Regions from separate parts of the Homo sapiens genome. Here region 2 is linked to region 1. The links are chromatin loops, found by intact Hi-C in ENCODE. Cell type or tissue: CD4-positive, alpha-beta T cell. All regions are shown on one strand.

Region 1 (8,000 bases):
GAACAGGGCAGGGACTAAACTCAGGTCAGCAGTAGAGCCCAGACCAGAACCCAGGCTCAGTCCAAGCATCTTAGTTGTCTCCAATGATGATAAATAACAGTGAAAACCTTTCTGCAGAGCTTCCCAGGGGCTGGCCTGGGCTTAGGCACCCTCTGGATGGTCTTGGGCAGACGTTTTTCACATCTCGAGCCTTAGCTCGAGGTCCAAAATACTACCTGTACTGGGAAGGAGGTCCTCTCTCCCACTGACAGTCCACAAAGCCGTTTTAGGCATGCTGGACCCATTGTGGGCTTTACTTATTGTTTGTTCAATGAATCCCACTGAATTCATGTAACAACCCTGGAGGAAGATACTATTATGCTATTTTGTGCTGAGGCTCAGAAAGGAGAAGTGACTTGCCCAAGGTCATTCAGCTGAGAAGTTGCTGACTTAGGGCTGGACTCCAGGGGTCCAGATGCCTGTCTAGGATCCCTGATGGACACAGCCCCATTTTTGAGCCTGCGCTCTCAGCGAAAATCAGTTGGTGTCTCAACGAGACCCATCGTCAGCTGGGCAGGGTGTGTGTATATATGTGGAAGCTGGGCTGGGCTGCTGGCTGGAACTCAAGCCACACCAACCCCTGTGCCCCTGTGTTTGGACCTGGCTGCAGCTGCTGCCCGTGGGGGAAGGGGACCTTGCCACTTGCCCTCCTGCATCAAGGGTTTTTTCTCCTTGGCCTGGCTGCCTGGGCAAAGGAGCTGGCTGTGGCATGACCATGTGGGCACCTGCCAGCCCCTCCCTTGTTGGGGTCTGGTCATCTAATGCCCTTCACATGACAGGCATGGGGTGGGCCCTGGCTGGGGAGAGGGATTTGCACTCTCCTAATCCAAGGGCTGCAGCCCTCCCTCTGTCTTGGCCAGGGCCGTGGGAGAGGTTTGTCCTTGCCCCATGCCCAGCAGCCCCAGCTCAGATCCCTGGCATACACCCAGTTCCTCTGCTTGGGGCCTTCCCCTGTCCTGCTTCTGCTCCCCACCCTCCTACTCTGTGAGCAGAATCAGGAGCTAGGGGGCAATGCTGGGGCATTCAGGACTGATGGAGGTGCAGTGCTACATAGCATGTGGGACTGAAGGATGGGGGCGATGTCAGGGAGGTTTAGGGCACATGTTGGGGCAAAGTTGAGGGAAGATGATTGGGGTGCAGAGCAGGAGTGTTTGGGGCTCATCCTGGGCCACCCCTTCCTGGAAAAATTTGGCTACAAGTCAGGGAGGCAAATGTGTGGGCCATGCCCCCCCCCTCGCTAGGCAGTAAACACTGCCGTCGCCTGGGAGACAAGAAAACATCTTGGTCCCCCCACGGTTGTTTATACCAGGACTCCCTCTCCTTCTCTGGCCTGGTCTGGCCTCTCCACTCCTGAGCTGGGCTACCTGAGTTGAGGGTCCAGCCCCCGGTCATGGCAGGAGGCCCTGGCAGCACGCCCACTGGCCCCCACCAGGGACTGAGCACTCACCACCTCCTGGTGGCCTGTCCCATTGGAGGCCCTAGGTCTTATTGATCAGAAACGTGCTCCCAAGCCTTGGCCTCCACGAGGGAGGCCTGGGACTGTGCCCTGGATTTGCTCCAACCCACTGCCTGAATGCAGTCACTGGCCTCCCGGTAACCTCAGCTTCCCATGTTCAGTAGCAGGCAGGATCTAGATTAGAGCTTTTCAAACTGTTTCAAGTCATAGATCTGGTTCTTTGAATGACACCTGATACAGAAGCACAATATATAAAACAGATCAAAGTAGGGCTACTCTGGGTGGAGTCACGGGTTGGGGCCCAGAATTCTACCCACTCTATGCCAGCCTATATGGCCCTGGCATATCAACCCAGAGCCTGTACATGGTCCTCCTTGCTCTAGAACACATTCCAGGTAACCCTGGAATTCCCTGGCCAAATACTTATGCCTACTTCCAGGGTCTGCACAGGCCCTTCTCCCAGGGGCTGTCAGAGCAGCCCTAGGCTCAAGGACGGCTGTTTGTAGTGGGTATAGCAAAAGCCCGGAAGAGCAGGCTGAGGCACCCCCAGGAGTGTACCCAAGGCCCCTCCCAGGGAGGGATGGGCCCAGTGTGGGAAGAGAATCTGAGGATCGGAGGGTAGCAAGGGGCTGGCTGTCCCTTCCCTGCTGGATTCCAGCATGGGATTCCAAGGCATCCAAGAACTAAAATTCAAACCTGGTCTTCTAGGTCATTATGAAGGTATATGTGTCAGGAAGGATAGAGCAAATTTTATTTAAAAGTTTGTTAACCTGATTGAAACTTTTAAATATTTAGACTTATGGTATGTGGGTCTCCATTTATACTCTCTCCCCAGTCCTGCCAGAGTTAGGGGTGAGCTTGCATCAATCCTCCTTCCACCCACCCACCTACCTCTGCAGCAACCCCAAGACAGCCTTACCCAGAACTCTCAGGCTTCACAGGACAGTGTGGAAGTCCCACTCGCTGAAACTCAAGGCCCTGGTGACTGCATCTTTCTGTTCACTCCCCAGATACTGTCTGAGCATCAGCTGGGGCCAGCCTGGGGGTTGTGGAGGAGCCAGACTGGCCTTGCCCTAGAGGGATGGATCTCAGTGAGGAGTAAGCGGGTAGGAACACTCTCCCTCTTGTAGAATAGTGTGAGAAGGGGTGCCTGAGGGGGCCCACAGGGGCCCTGGAATCCTAACGAGGGGCTAAAGAAGCTCCTCTATTCAAAGCCGATCATGGATGGATGAGGTGGAAGAGAGACAGCCCAAGAAGGGGAGACAGTACAAAAGCCACCAAGGTGGAAATGTACAGGGAGTGGAGAAGTCGAGTGTCGCTGGTGCTTAGGATGTGTGTACAGCCTCAAACGCTGGTCTAAGGAGCTTGGGTTTTCTATTTTAACAGTAAGAAGCTGTTGTAGGATTGTAAATGGGGTAGGGGCTGAGGAAGAGGCATTCAGACTGCAAGGTAAGTGGACTGGAGGTGGGGATAGGGGGCTGGAATTGTGGTGGTCAGTGAGAGGCTGGCTGGGGGGAAGGGGAATGGGGGTGAGTCCTGGGCTGACCAGGAATGGGACTTGAGGGGCTAGGAAGAAAGAGGGGATCTTAACTCTGCTTTCTGGGACCACATCTCCTATCTCCTCCTCCTTTGTTCTGTCTCAGTTTTTGTCTTCTTCTCCTGCTATTCCACTGCCCTAGGTCTCCAGGCTGGGGAGAGGGGCACTCACCCTAAACCCCCTCTCCAAAGCAGGCCACTTCACACAAGTGGCCAGGCAAGAGGCCGCAGTTGTATAAGAGGCTTTTCTCAGCTGGCTGGACTACTCATTCGTTCATTTATTCATTCATTCACTCAACATTTATTGAGAACCTACAATGCACCAGGCCCTGCACTAGGTTTTGGAGAGAAAGTAGGAACAAGATCAAGTACCTGCATTCATGGAGCTTACATTGAGGGGGGCGGGAGAACCAGGAACTGTATCTATCCCCGGTGTCTACCATCTGGCACCTGTGCCTGGGCTGGATGCCTGGGAACAGGGACTCTTCCCATTACCTACTCATTTGTTCCAGCTGCCCTGTGTCAGCACTCACCTCTCTGGACAATGACAGAGGAGAAGGGGTCCCATGCCCAGGATGCCAGCCCCAGGGAGCACCTGTCTCTGTAAGAACAGCCTGGCCCTCGGGGCCAGGACCTGGGCTCAGGCCTAGTTCTTCCTACTCACTCCTGACTTTGAGCCCTTTGCAAGGACCCGACTTTGATTTCTTTATCTGTCAGGTGGGATTTGGGGAGGTCCTGAGGAGGCGAGGGGACCAGAATACTGGACCTCAGCTCCAGTATTCTCCCTTGGTGGGCAACTCCTTTGGCTATGATGGGAGGGGGAAGGGGGCTTGGGACTCAATATTATCATCATTACCCATACAAGATAGTAATAGTTGCTACCTATTGTGTAATTTATTCCGCACTATCTGTATGGTCGGTGTGTCTTCTCTCCCCATTTTCCGGATGAGGAAACTGAGTCTCCGTAAGGTGAAATGACTTACTTGAGGTCACACGTGAAACTACCTACTCCAAGAGCCCTTTAGGATGGTGCTGTGAGGTGGAAGGGCGAGGCCGAGGCGGCGGTGGCGTCGCGTCCCCCCTCTCCGCCCCTGGCCTCGGGGACGCGGCGGCACCTTCACACTTTCCGCTTGGCCCGCTGCTCGCCTTTCAGGCCGCCGCGTTTTCAATTGTTAATTTGGAAACGGAAAAAGTAGCCGGCCGGGCGGGGGAGGCCGCGGGGAGGTAATCGGAGCCGCAGCACCGCCCCGGCCCCTCCCGCTCTCGGGGCCTGGCATTGGCAAAGCCCCGCCCCTCCCAGGGACGCAAGAGCCCCGCCCACCATTCCCCGCCCCCGGCATGCCCCGCCCATTTCCGTAAGCCCCGCCCTCGCCGAGGCGGGCTGGGGGCACCTGGGAGTGCCGAGCAGTGGCGCCCCTGCTGAGGAGAAGGAGCCCGGGCGGGGGAAGGGGGCCGAGGGCTGTGCTGGGGGAGGAGTCCCCCAGGAGCCCTCCCCGCAGGAACCCGTACCTCTCCCGAGAAGTCGCGCAGGGTGTCTGCTTCCCTTGTCCCTACGTGAACCCAAGCCTTTCTGCAACCCCTCTGTAGGTTCACCCAGGGGAGACCCCTGCCTCCAGACTGCCGGACCAGGGATCATTGGTCCCATTAGAAAGACGAAGAAACTGAGTCCTGAGAGGGACAGTTAACTTGCTAAAAGTCACACAGCCAAGGCAGAGCAGAGCTGAATTCAAGCCCATTCTTTTGACTGAGATACATTTAGGGACTGTCTGCCTCATTTAGAAGAGGAGGGGGCATCAGGACCAGAGATACAATTTGTCCCCTTCCCCCTATCTCCAGCACGGTTTCTGTGGTTAGTAAGTTACTGGAAGTTCTGCTTATCATTATTCAATTATGGGAGGGTTTTGGAGGTAGAAGGAGGTCCCTCTAAACTTTCCATGTAAATGAAATGTAAAAGACCCTCTTCTGGGGACTCCCAGAACACAGAAGTCCCTGAGGACTGGCAGCTTCAGGAGCCGTCCACGGCCTTGCTTCCCATTAGGGAAGCTGGAATTGCCAGTCCCAGATGGATCAGCAAAAAATAGGGCCCTCAGAGACTCCCACCCAATCCCTTCCTCCCACTGAGGAATAAGCTGAGACTCAGACACAGTTTCCCAAGTCTTCAGCTGACTGGTGGCGGAGTCAGGAGACAGAACCCACCGACCCAGCTTTCTAGCTGTGTCCACGCCCTTCTGCTTCTCCCTCTGCTGCCCCCCAATCCTGACACCTCTCTCACAGCCACCACTCAGGATCCTGCCTCCATCAGCTGGGCCTGCAGGCTGGGCAGCCTTTCTCTTTACAGGCGGAGGAAACTAAGAAGAGTATCTGCAGATGTCCTCCCAGCTTCCAGTTAAAGACCCTCCCAACCACCCTTCCACCTTAGCTGTGGGTCAGGCCCAGAGAAGCTGCGCTCCTGGCCTCGAGTCACACAGCAAGCCTTTTCCAGCTTGCAAAGCCCACTGGATTCAGTCTGGCTGGTCCTGGATTTGGGGTTCCCACTGGGAGCATGGCTCTCAGGGCAGCTGTAACCAGATGCCCCAGGTGTGGCCTGTGAGTTTGCATGCTGCTTTGCTTATTAGTAACAAAGGCATTGAAACCCCTCTTCCTCATTGTGTCCCCAAACCACCCACTGGGTGGGGTCCTCAATGGCTGAGTCTACAGAACTCCTGGGCTGGGCTCAGTCTTGGCACCTGAGCTCCCCAGGGAACTCTGCCCTCCACGGTGCTCCTCTTCGACCCTGTCAGCTCTTGGTGCTCTCTCTGCCCTGGAAGTACTGAGAACCCAGTGGCAAGGACTAACTCTTTCCCTTGTCTTGGACTCTTCCCTCCCTCTCCCTCCCCCAATATAGTGCACAGGTTCTGCTGACTCAGAGGACAGAAGGCTCCTTTGAGGTTACCCTGACCCCTGCCAGGTTCAAGTAGCTGGGAAACTGGGCAATGCTTGAACCCACTGCCACAAAGTCACATGCAGCAGGAAGGGCAGGGGCAGGTCCCATCTTGGCCCCAGGATGAGGGAATTTTTGAGGTGGGAGTGAGAGGCAGGTGCCTGAGTCCTTCTACAGACAGAGGAGAAATCCAAAGAACATTGCATTAGGAATCAGGAAATCTGGGTGCCAGGCCCAACTCTGTCTCTGATCTACTGTATGATCACAGGTAAGCCAGGCCCCTCTCTGGGACTCAGTTTCCCCATCTATAAATGAGAAGGTTGGTTAATCTCTAAGGGACCTTTCAGTGCCCAGATATAGCCAGTATCTGGTCATATCTTGCCACTTCCGCTTCCCCTCATACAAGTCACCATCATCAGCTGGTAGTGGCTCATGCCTGTAAGCCCAGCACTTTGGGAGATGGAGGCAGGAGAATTGTTTGAGCCCAGGAGTTCGAGACGAGCCCGGGCAACATGGGGAGACCCTGTCTCTACAAAAAATAAATATAAATTAGTCGGGCATGGTGGCACCCACCTGTGGCCCCAGCTACTCAGGGGGCTGAGGCTGGCGGATTGTTTGAGCCCAGGAGGTTGAGGCTGCAGTGAGCCGTGATTGCACCACTGCACTCCAGCCTGGGTAACAGAGTGAGACCCTGTCTCAAAAAAAAAAAAAAAAAAAAGTCACACAGGGTGAAGTGGCATGTGCCTGTAGTCTCAGCTACTCAGGCAGCTGAGGTGGGAGGATCATTTGAGCCCAGGAGTTCTGGGCTGTGGTGAGCTATTCCAATCAGGTGTCCACACTAAGTTTGGCATAAATATGGTGACCTCCTGGGAACAGAGGACCATCAAGTTGCCTAGGGAGGGGTGAACTGGCCCAGGTCAGAAACGGAGCAGGTCAAAACTCCCGTGTTGACCAGTAGTGGGATCACACCTGTGAATAGCCACTACAATCCAGCCTGGGCAACATAACAAGACCCCATCTCTTAAAAATAAAAATAAACAAAACAAACAAACAAACAAAAAGTCACTGGCATCTCTTGCCAGGATTATACTTTCCAACTCACAATGGGGCAAACGTCATTGCTCCCTCCTCCCCTCTCCCCCACCATAGTCCGTTCACTCAGCAGCCTGTGTGATCTTTTTAAACATAAGGAAGATTGAGCTACTCCCTGCTCAAACTCCCCATCTCACTCAGAGTAAAAGCCAAGATCCTTACCATAGCCAGTAGATGGTCCGCTTTCCACCTCCCCTGCCTCTCTGCCCTCACCCCCCACCACTCTCCCCTTGCTCATTCCACTCTGGGATCACTCCTTTCCTGGTAGTTCTGGAACACAGAAGGCACCCTTCTGGCTCAGATGTGTTGGATTTGTTTTTCCCTCTGGAGGTGGGATGGGGGTTAAGGGAGCATGAGGTGGGGGCTCTGACCTAAGCCTGCCAGTCTGAGCTCATGCTCAGACACAGCATGAGTAAAGGTGGGGAGGGGAAAAGAGCGCGTTTGCCATTGTCAGGGACAGAGCTATGATAATGCAGTGCCAAGTGTCAGGTTGGGTACCGGCTAGTGAAGAGCAAGTTGGCCTGGTGGGTGGGGCTTTCCTTGCAATCATGCTAAGGGGTTTGGGCCTGGGCCCACAACTCAGTGGATTTCACACTTTTTAAAAAAACAGCAAAGCTTTTTGTTCACATGAAATTTTTTTTTTTTTTTAAGATGGAGTCTTGCTCTGTCGCCCAGGCTGGAGTGCAGTGGCGCAATCTCGGCTCACTGCAGGCTCCGCCTCCTGGGTTCACGCCATTCTTCTGCCTCAGCCTCTGGAGTAGCTGGGACTACAGGCGCCCACCACCACGCCTGGCTAAGTTTTTGTATTTTTAGTAGAGATGGGGTTTCACCGTGTTAGCCAGGATGGTCTCGATCTCCTGACCTCGTGATCCGCCTGCCTCAGCCTCCCAAAGTGCTGGGATTACAGGCGTGAGCCACCGCGCCCGGCCTCACATGAAATTTTTACGCCAAAGCCAG
Region 2 (8,000 bases), 550 kb after region 1:
CTCCTGGACCTCCAGCTTGCAAGGGCAGACTGTGGAACTTTTTAGCCTCCATAACTTCTCAGTCTCCATAATTGTGTGAGCCAGTTTCCTCATTATCTATCTATCTATCTATCTATCTATCTATCTATCTATCTATCTATCATCTATCTATCTATCTATTCATCAATCAATCTGTTTAATCTATCTCCAGTTGGCTCTGTTTCTCTGGAGAAACCTAAGGCATCATCCAAAGTGATCCAAGGAGGCTTCTTAGAAGAGGTGACAGACAAGCTGACTTTCAAAGGCGTTGGTCAGGGATGTGAGAAAGCTGCCTGAGTTCTGTCTCACCCTGTATGTGGATTGACTTCCTGTATCTGTACTACTTTTCCTCCCTCATCATTTATGCCTCTACTTCCATAAAAAGGGATTTGGGTAGATTCTGATTTTTATAAAATGACACATACAATAAAAATACAACCATTAAGTAAGGAAAAGAAGTAAGAACTTTGTAATACAACGGGAAAAGAGAATGAACTACAAACCTACACTTAGAATAGTTCCTGTGTTTGATACAAGATTTAACTCTGTGCTTCCCAGCAGGCAAGAAGGTAGCATATCTGCACACATTGCAATGTGGGGACGGAGGGCCCATCCAGTGACATCAGGAGAGCGCTTGCTCACCCACCCCCTCTCTATTGATTTGTTCACTGTGTTAATGGCTCCCTTTTGTGTTTGGCTGGTCAGTGTTTTGAATTGGTCTTTAATTATATCTCATGCAAATGACTAAGGCATATGGAGAGGTTGTGGAGCCAAAAGTTTAGAAGCACCTATTATGTGCCACTCCTACTACTCTTCTCTGCAACATAAATAGAGGAAACTGAGGCTCGGAGGAGTTAAGTAAAACACTGGTCAAGTTGGCCCAGGGGCCCACATCTCCTGACCCCAGCATAGGCTCTTTATGAGTTTGGATGGATGAGATCTTTGGATGAGATATCTCAGAACAAGGAGCCAGCCTGGGCAATCCGTTTGCCAAGCTAGAGTCACTGAGCAAGCCAGACACCTACAGATGCCACAGGTAGGAACAACTGCTGTGTACTCTAGCTCAGCTTGAGAATAGTTGGTTTAATTTATGAATTTAGATGGTTGAAAAACCAAAAGCCATAGAAACAATCAGCACTTGTCAAGTGCCTACTATGTGCCAGGAACTTCTGTTTCCCCCTTTTCATCTGTGAAATGGGGATGACAGTAAAATAATGCCAACCTCTCCTGATTGATGAAGGATCAAGTGAGAGCCATGGAATCACTTAGCACAGAGGCTGTACTTAATATGTTCTTGAGAAATATTATTGTTATTTTCTTTTGTCTCTTTTTTTTTTTTTTTTGAGATAGAGTCTCGCTGTCACCCAGGCTGGAGTGCACCGGCACAATCTCAGCTCACTGCAACCTCTGCCTCCCAGGTTCAAGTGATTCTCCTGCTTCAGCCTCCCAAGTAGCTGGGATTACTGGCGCCCACCACCAGCCTGGCTAATTTTTGTATTTTTAGTAGAGACAGGGATTCACCTAAAGTGCAGGCGTGAGCCACCGTGCCCGGCCCACCTCAGCCTTCTGAGTAGCTAGACCACAGGCACTGGCCACTGTGTCTGGCTAAGTTTTTGATTTTTTTGTAGGGACATTGCCCAGGCTTGTCTGGAGTTCCTGGGCTCAAGTGATCCCACCACCTCGAGCTCCCAAAGTGCTGGGATTATAGGCGTGAGCATGTTGGCCAGGCTGGTCTCGAACTCCTGACCTCAAGTGATCCACCTACCTCGGCCTCCCAAAGTGCTGGGATTACAGGCATAAGCCACCACATCCAGCCTGTCATTATTATTATTATTATTATTATCATCCTCACAATAGTCCTGTGCTGTTGCTGCCAACGCCAGTGTTGTCTTACTGCTAAGGAACTGAGGCTCAGGGAAATGAAATGTCCAAGGTCACCAAGTTACAGCCGGGATTCTAACCCAAGCCTTTTGGGCTCAATTCCTGCACTCTCCATGTTAAGGGACAGAGGCCAGGAGATCAGGAGATAAAAATGAAGGTTCAGGAAAAGCATGTTAGGCAGGTAGGCCTAGGATAAGCACGCACGGCATGAGGTCTTTCTACTGGGTGAGAGGGCCTCTGAACGGCAGCTGCAGAGAGAATGTGGGCGGCACACGTGGCTGGCCTGGGCCCTGCGGGTAAGAGTTGTGGTCATAGTGGTGGGGCCCTGCTCAGGCCATGCCTAGCACCCAGAGGAGCAGCAGAGAAGTGACTGCAAAGCAGCCTGGGGCCGGAACCAGGTCCCAGGGCGGTCAGACCAGCTGAGGGACTATCGGCTGGTTGATGAGAGTTTACAAAGGGTAGGATGACAGCATTGGTGGGGACCACATTTTTGGCTTGTCCTCACTTACTCTAACCCAAATATTAAATTGCAGTAATTAAAAGTAGAAGTTAAGGGTGTGGGCTAAGCATGTTTCACACAACACAAAGGGGAGAAGAGGGCATGCCCCCTCTCTGCCAACCTGTCTGCTCCATTTGGCCTGGGAAGTCTGTGCCCCACTTATTTGGCAACACCCACCTGTGCAGGCAGCAACCAGGTGAGAGAAAGCAGCTGTAGCCATGAAAGCGTTGGCTTCGGGGCTGGAAAATATGGGCTGAGGTTCTGGCTCTGTGACCTGGGGAAATTTATTTTACTTCTCTGAGCCTCTGCTGTCCCTTCTAAAATAATCCCAGGCTCTAGGATTAATTTAGGATCAAGTGAGAGCCAGGGACTCACTTTGCATAAAGGGTGCACTTAGTAAGTGCTTTGATACATTATTTTCTCGTCATTGTCTTAGTCACGTGGGCTGCTATAACTGGGTAGCTTATAATCAACAGAAATGTGCCTCTCACCTTTCTGGAGCCTGGAAAGTCCAAGATCCAGGTGCTGGCAGATTCAGTGTCTGGTGAGGGCCTGTATTCTGGTTCATAGACTTTGACTTTTTGGTCCAACCTCACATGACAGAAGGGGCAGGGGGTCTCTCTAGGGCCTCTTTATAAAGGCACAAATCCCATTCATAACGGCTCCAGCCCCAAGACTTAATCACCACACAAAGGCCCCACCTTCTAATACCATCACCTTGCAGGTGAGGATTTTAACATATTAATTTTGGGGCGGACTTAAACGTTTCGACCATAGCAGTCATTATTATTATCATTCTCACAATGGCACTGTGAAGTTTCCTCAGGAGTGCTGCCTCAGTTTCCCCATCTGCAATGGGAATAGCTGTGGCTACTCCAGAGTGTGGCTTTCAGGATTAAATAAGATGGAACACACAACACAGTGCCTGGCACACAGGAGGCCTTTCCTCCCTCCCTCCGTCAGCCACTTCTGCAGGGCTGGTTGTTCTAATTATCTTAATTCACCAGGAGGCGCCAGCCTCTCTACCAGGGTTCCCTGTGTGGTGGGGCCCTGAGACCAACAGTCAAGTTGAGGAGGTGGTGACGCTGGCCATGCATCTAGAGGACACAGGGCAAGGCCAAGCTGTCAGCCAGAGAGAGAAATACTTACAATTTTTCAGAGGCCACATAGCTCCTTCCCTACCTCATTATCTCCTTTTATTCTTGTACCTCCTCTGGGGGAGTGGGATAGATGTGATCTTCATTTTGCAGATGGGGAAACTGAGGTAAGTAACCATTCCATGGCTACACAGTGGGTCCTTAATGGAGCTGGTACTAGCTACCTCCTTCCACAGTCACCTACCAGTGCTGGGGCTATGGCCGCCAAGGGGAGAAGCAGCAAGTCTGGGGGGTCCTCACAAGTGGAGGCTTACTGACTTGGGAAGGTCCACTGCCTCCATGGCCTGGTGGGGATTGGGAGGGCCTGGTGGGAGGAGGGAAGCTGGAAGGGGTAGCTTTCTCCTAGAAAGCTCACTCCCTTTTCAGTGACTTCTTATAGTGATGGTTGTGTCTTTAGAGTTCCAAACTAGTATTTTGCAAGGAGGTCTCAAGACTCTGTGAACATCACCCTCAGATGGAAGCTTCGAGAGTATCTGCCTAGGTCCTCCACCCATTTGACTGATGAGGCAACAGAGTTCCAGAAAGAAGTGACTTAGCCAAGAGCAGGGCCAGTAGCAGAATACTGCAGCCCAGTGTTTTCACACCACTGTTGGAGGCCCTGGGGACAGGACAATCCAGAGGAGAGGACATTTGGGCAGGACATGGCAGGCAGTGAGGCCACAGTGAGATACTAGGTCTTATTCTGCCGGGCACTGCCATCAAATCATCACTTATCTTTTCCCTGCAACAACCCTGGGAGGTCGAGGTTGTTGTCCTCACGTTACAGGGTAAGAAACAAGACGACTCAGAGAAGGCCAAAGTCAAATAGCTTCTTCGTGAAGGAGGCAGAATTCAAATCTGGACCTGCCTGTCTCCAAATCCTACACATTTTCTATTACATCTCTTGCAATGGGTTCCATAGTGGCCCCCCAAAATTCTTGCCTTTCCAGGAACCTCAGAATATAGACTTGTTTGAAAATAAAGTCTCTGCAGATATAATTAGCTAAGTTAAAATGAGGTCATTCTAGAATGGAATGGGCCCTAAATCCAATATGGTAGGTGTCATTACAAGAATAGGAAAGATACAGAGATGGACAGGAGATTGCCATGTGAAGACACAGGCGGGGAAGAACACCATGTTGAGACCGAGGCAGAGACTCGAATGATGCGTCTACAAGACAAGAAACATGCAGGATTGCTGGCAACTGCACGAAGCTAGAAGAGGCAAGGAAGGATTCTCCCCTAGAGCCTTCAGAGACAGTGTGGTCCTGCCAACACCTTGATTTCAGACTTCTAGCTTCCAGAACTGTGAGACAATAAATTCCTATTGTTTTAAGCCACCCAGTTTGTGGTACTTTATCACAGCAGTGCTAACAAATTAATATACCTCCTTCCCATGGTACAGAAGGGGGGTGACATACAGGCATCTTAGCTCCCAGGTGTGGTCCTGCCGAAATTTAGACTATCAGGACAAACCCAAGGCAGAGGAGGAGGACGAAGGACATGTGATGTTTGACATACTCTTTGCAGGGCTTTGTGCTTGGCACTTCACATATGGGATCTTGATGTAAGTGCAGCCATTCCCATTTCCCAGATGAGGAAACTGAGACTTAGAAAAGGGAAGTTACTTGCCCCAAGCTCATTTTTTCCCTGCCCCGCGGTGCTATGCAAGGAGCAAACCCAGACTCTAGTTTGAGTTCCAGGGAAGTAAGTTACTCACTTCCCTTCTCTCAGCCTCACTTTCCCCATCCAGAAAATGGGAATAATACTTTCTGCCTCTCAGGTGGTTGTGATTTCTTTTCACATCCCTTCACTCAACAGATATTTACAGAAGGTCTCCTCTGTGTCAGCCTCTGCTCTAGGCCCCAGAGACACAGCAGTGAACGAGATGTGCCCAGTTCTTGCTCCTAGGAGTCTGATTCTTTTGGGTAATGCCTGTCAGGTGCTCCACAGGGGCCAGCACTTAGTGAGTGCTTGGGGAACCTTATGGGGATAAGAATATAGGATTGAATGGGATGGTGTGCAGAATGGGCTTGGCCTGTAAGAGGAGCTCACTTTGGCATTCATTTCTTAATCACTATGCCAGTGATTCTCTACCCTGCCAGTGGTGGTACAGCCTCCTGGACAAGGAAGGTACAAGGTCCTTTGGGCCTGGGCTCCATGTTCTTGGGCACCCAGCAGTCGCTGCTGTAAGCTGCCTCCCCAGAGCCAGCAGAACTCTCTGCCCAGGCCTGGTCTGTGGTCTGTGCAGGCCGCCGAAGGGGCCTTGGGTCTTCTTATAGGGGCTGCATTGCTGCACTGTCCCCCTCAGCTGAGCCTCCTCAGCTCAGCCCCACCCACTCCCTGTCACTGTCCCTGCAGGGGCCAGGCCTGAGCCTGTCCTGGAGGCGCTCCCAGCTGTCCTGATATCCCCTCTGGCTTCTGCAGACACTCCCCCTTTCTGCCCCTGGAGGCCTCCTCTGGTCACCAGCCCCTTCCCCTCCCCTCCAGAGGTGTCCCCAGACATCATCTCTGTGCTATTCCTTTTTCCTGGCAACGGTGGCATTAAATATCAGCCAGGCTCTGCTCAGTGCTGGCAGGGTGGGGGTTCTTGATAACCATGTGGTTTAGGGGAGGGTCTTCTCAAGCTCCTGCATGATGGGCTAGGAATGATTGGGTTGATTGTGGTCTGGCTCTGTTCCCAACTCACTGCACTTCCTTGAGCAAACCTCTTCCTTCCCAGACCTGGGTTTCTCTGAGAGGCAGCCCTCTCTGCTTTCAGCCGGGGGTATGAGGACCAGGGCACACAGGTCCTGAGCAAGTGGCAGCAGCCAATCCCAGGATGGCTGACTTTTTCCAGGTGGGCTCTGGGGATGCAGCGCAGCTATGCCCATCAAGCCTCAGAGAAGCGCGTCCTCCTGTCCTCACTTGCCCTGAGTGAGCCGGGAAAGCTGGCAGCAAGCACTGGGAAGCAGGCTCTGGCGGGCCCTGATGGCTCAGCGGTGGCAGCAGCAGTGGTGGCAGGGGCTATTCTGAGCGCTGGGAGGGGCTGGGGAGCTGAGACTGGAGGAGGGGAAGTGACAGGGAGGAGACAGTCTCTTGAGGGCGAGGGGAGTGCCACCTTAGCCCCGGGTGGGGGGTGTCTGCCGATGGCAGTGTGTGTTGGGAGAATTGTGTGGTGTGTGCTCCTCACTGGGAGTGGGCGAGTCAGCTGAGGTATTGAGGCATGCGCTGGGATTGTTTGAGTGTATGTGTACAAGTTTTGTGATCCAAGCACGAGTTGAGTGGGTAACGCGCACATCCACCTGCCTGTGGGCAAGTGAGTGCGCGTGCACTGGAATGCGAGCATGTTCCAGTGTCCAGGGAGGTGTGAGTGAAGAATATGTGCCTGCATGTGGAAAAACGAGGAATGAAAGGGGAAGCAAGTGGGGGCTTGTTTGTGAACAGAAATGAATGTGGGCGTGGTAGGGAGGGTGGATGGGAGCTTGAGAGCCAGCCTGGGGGAGCGGGGAAGGGTGAGAGCTGGTGGTCAAGGGAACTGTAGGTAGAAACCATGGGTCTGTGTAATTGAGACACAAGCGTGAGGCACGTGGCGAGTGTGCTTGTGAGTGAGCCTACATGTGTGAGCGGCTGTGAGTGTGTGCATGGTAAGAGCAGGTGGGACTGTATGAGCTGGGCAAAGTAGGAAGGGAAGGTATGTACACACAAAAGCAGCAATAAAAACAGCTAGCATTTATTGCGCGCTTATTCTGAGCCTGGTGCTCACATTCATAAATGTATTTAATTTTTCAAATATCCTGTGAAGGTAGTGCTATTATGGTAGTCATTTGTAGAGTAGGAAAGAGTGGCTTTGAGCAGTTATGTATCTTGCCCATGCTCTTAATCACTATGTTATACTGCCTCAAAATGAATGTGTGAGCAGGGGCCAAGTTGTGAGTGAGAAGAATGTGAGTGTGTGCCATTGGGTGTGAGTTTGAATGTGTGTGTGTGTGTGTGTGTGTGTGTGTGTAGGAGCTGAGTGTACCAGACATGGGCCTCAGAGGAGAGTCCAGGCAGCAGCTGTGGACACCGGGCAGGGCAGGGGCCTGAGTCAGCCTCTAGTGCATCTCTGCCAACCTGGCTTCCCAGACCCATGTTGGCAGCCTGTGCCAGGGCCCCCAGCTAAGGATCCTCCCAGCAATGGTATGGCCCTCAGCAGGCCTCTGCCTCACAGCTCAGAGCTGGGCCAGGGCCGCAGACTGGCGGGAGGCTTGCTCGGTCTCCAGGGTCCCTTAGGGGAGCAGCTCCCAGTATGGACTCCCCAGGCATGGAGGGCATACGAGTGATGTGGTGGTGGGGGGTGGATTCAGCAATGATTTCAGGCTCCTTGTGACTCTAAACAGAATCACCTGGAGGATGTGTGTATGTGTATGGATCGGAGGGGTCGTCAGCCAGCACTTCCCATGCCCACCCTTGCCTTGGGATATGACTCAGGCAAATGCCACGCC

The links. A loop is a pair of places that touch in the nucleus more often than their neighbours do. Peaks named below come from ENCODE experiments on the same cell type or tissue, not always from the same donor. Only the 100,000 strongest peaks of a DNase experiment are listed, where the experiment ranks them.
Region 2: a loop joins it to region 1, with 5 times the contacts of the local background. A loop is called at or near these places in 2 of 110 quality-filtered maps.

What each region holds. Positions count from the first base shown.
Region 1 is chr1:40,798,169-40,806,168 of GRCh38, forward strand. All of the region lies in intron 1 of KCNQ4 (potassium voltage-gated channel subfamily Q member 4), which reads left to right. It also overlaps the pseudogene RN7SL326P. Among named protein-coding and RNA genes, the nearest start is that of KCNQ4, 18 kb to the left of the region's middle. RefSeq lists silencers at 4,014-4,613, 4,123-4,307. In CD4-positive, alpha-beta T cell, no CTCF peak of the experiment used is centred here; DNase peaks (open chromatin) are centred at 4,323, 5,293 and 7,533; H3K4me3 peaks cover 1,140 bases; H3K27ac peaks cover 1,554 bases.
Region 2 is chr1:41,351,771-41,359,770 of GRCh38, forward strand. No RefSeq gene overlaps it. Among named protein-coding and RNA genes, the nearest start is that of FOXO6, 5.7 kb to the right of the region's middle. In CD4-positive, alpha-beta T cell, no CTCF peak of the experiment used is centred here; no DNase peak of the experiment used is centred here; H3K27me3 peaks cover 376 bases.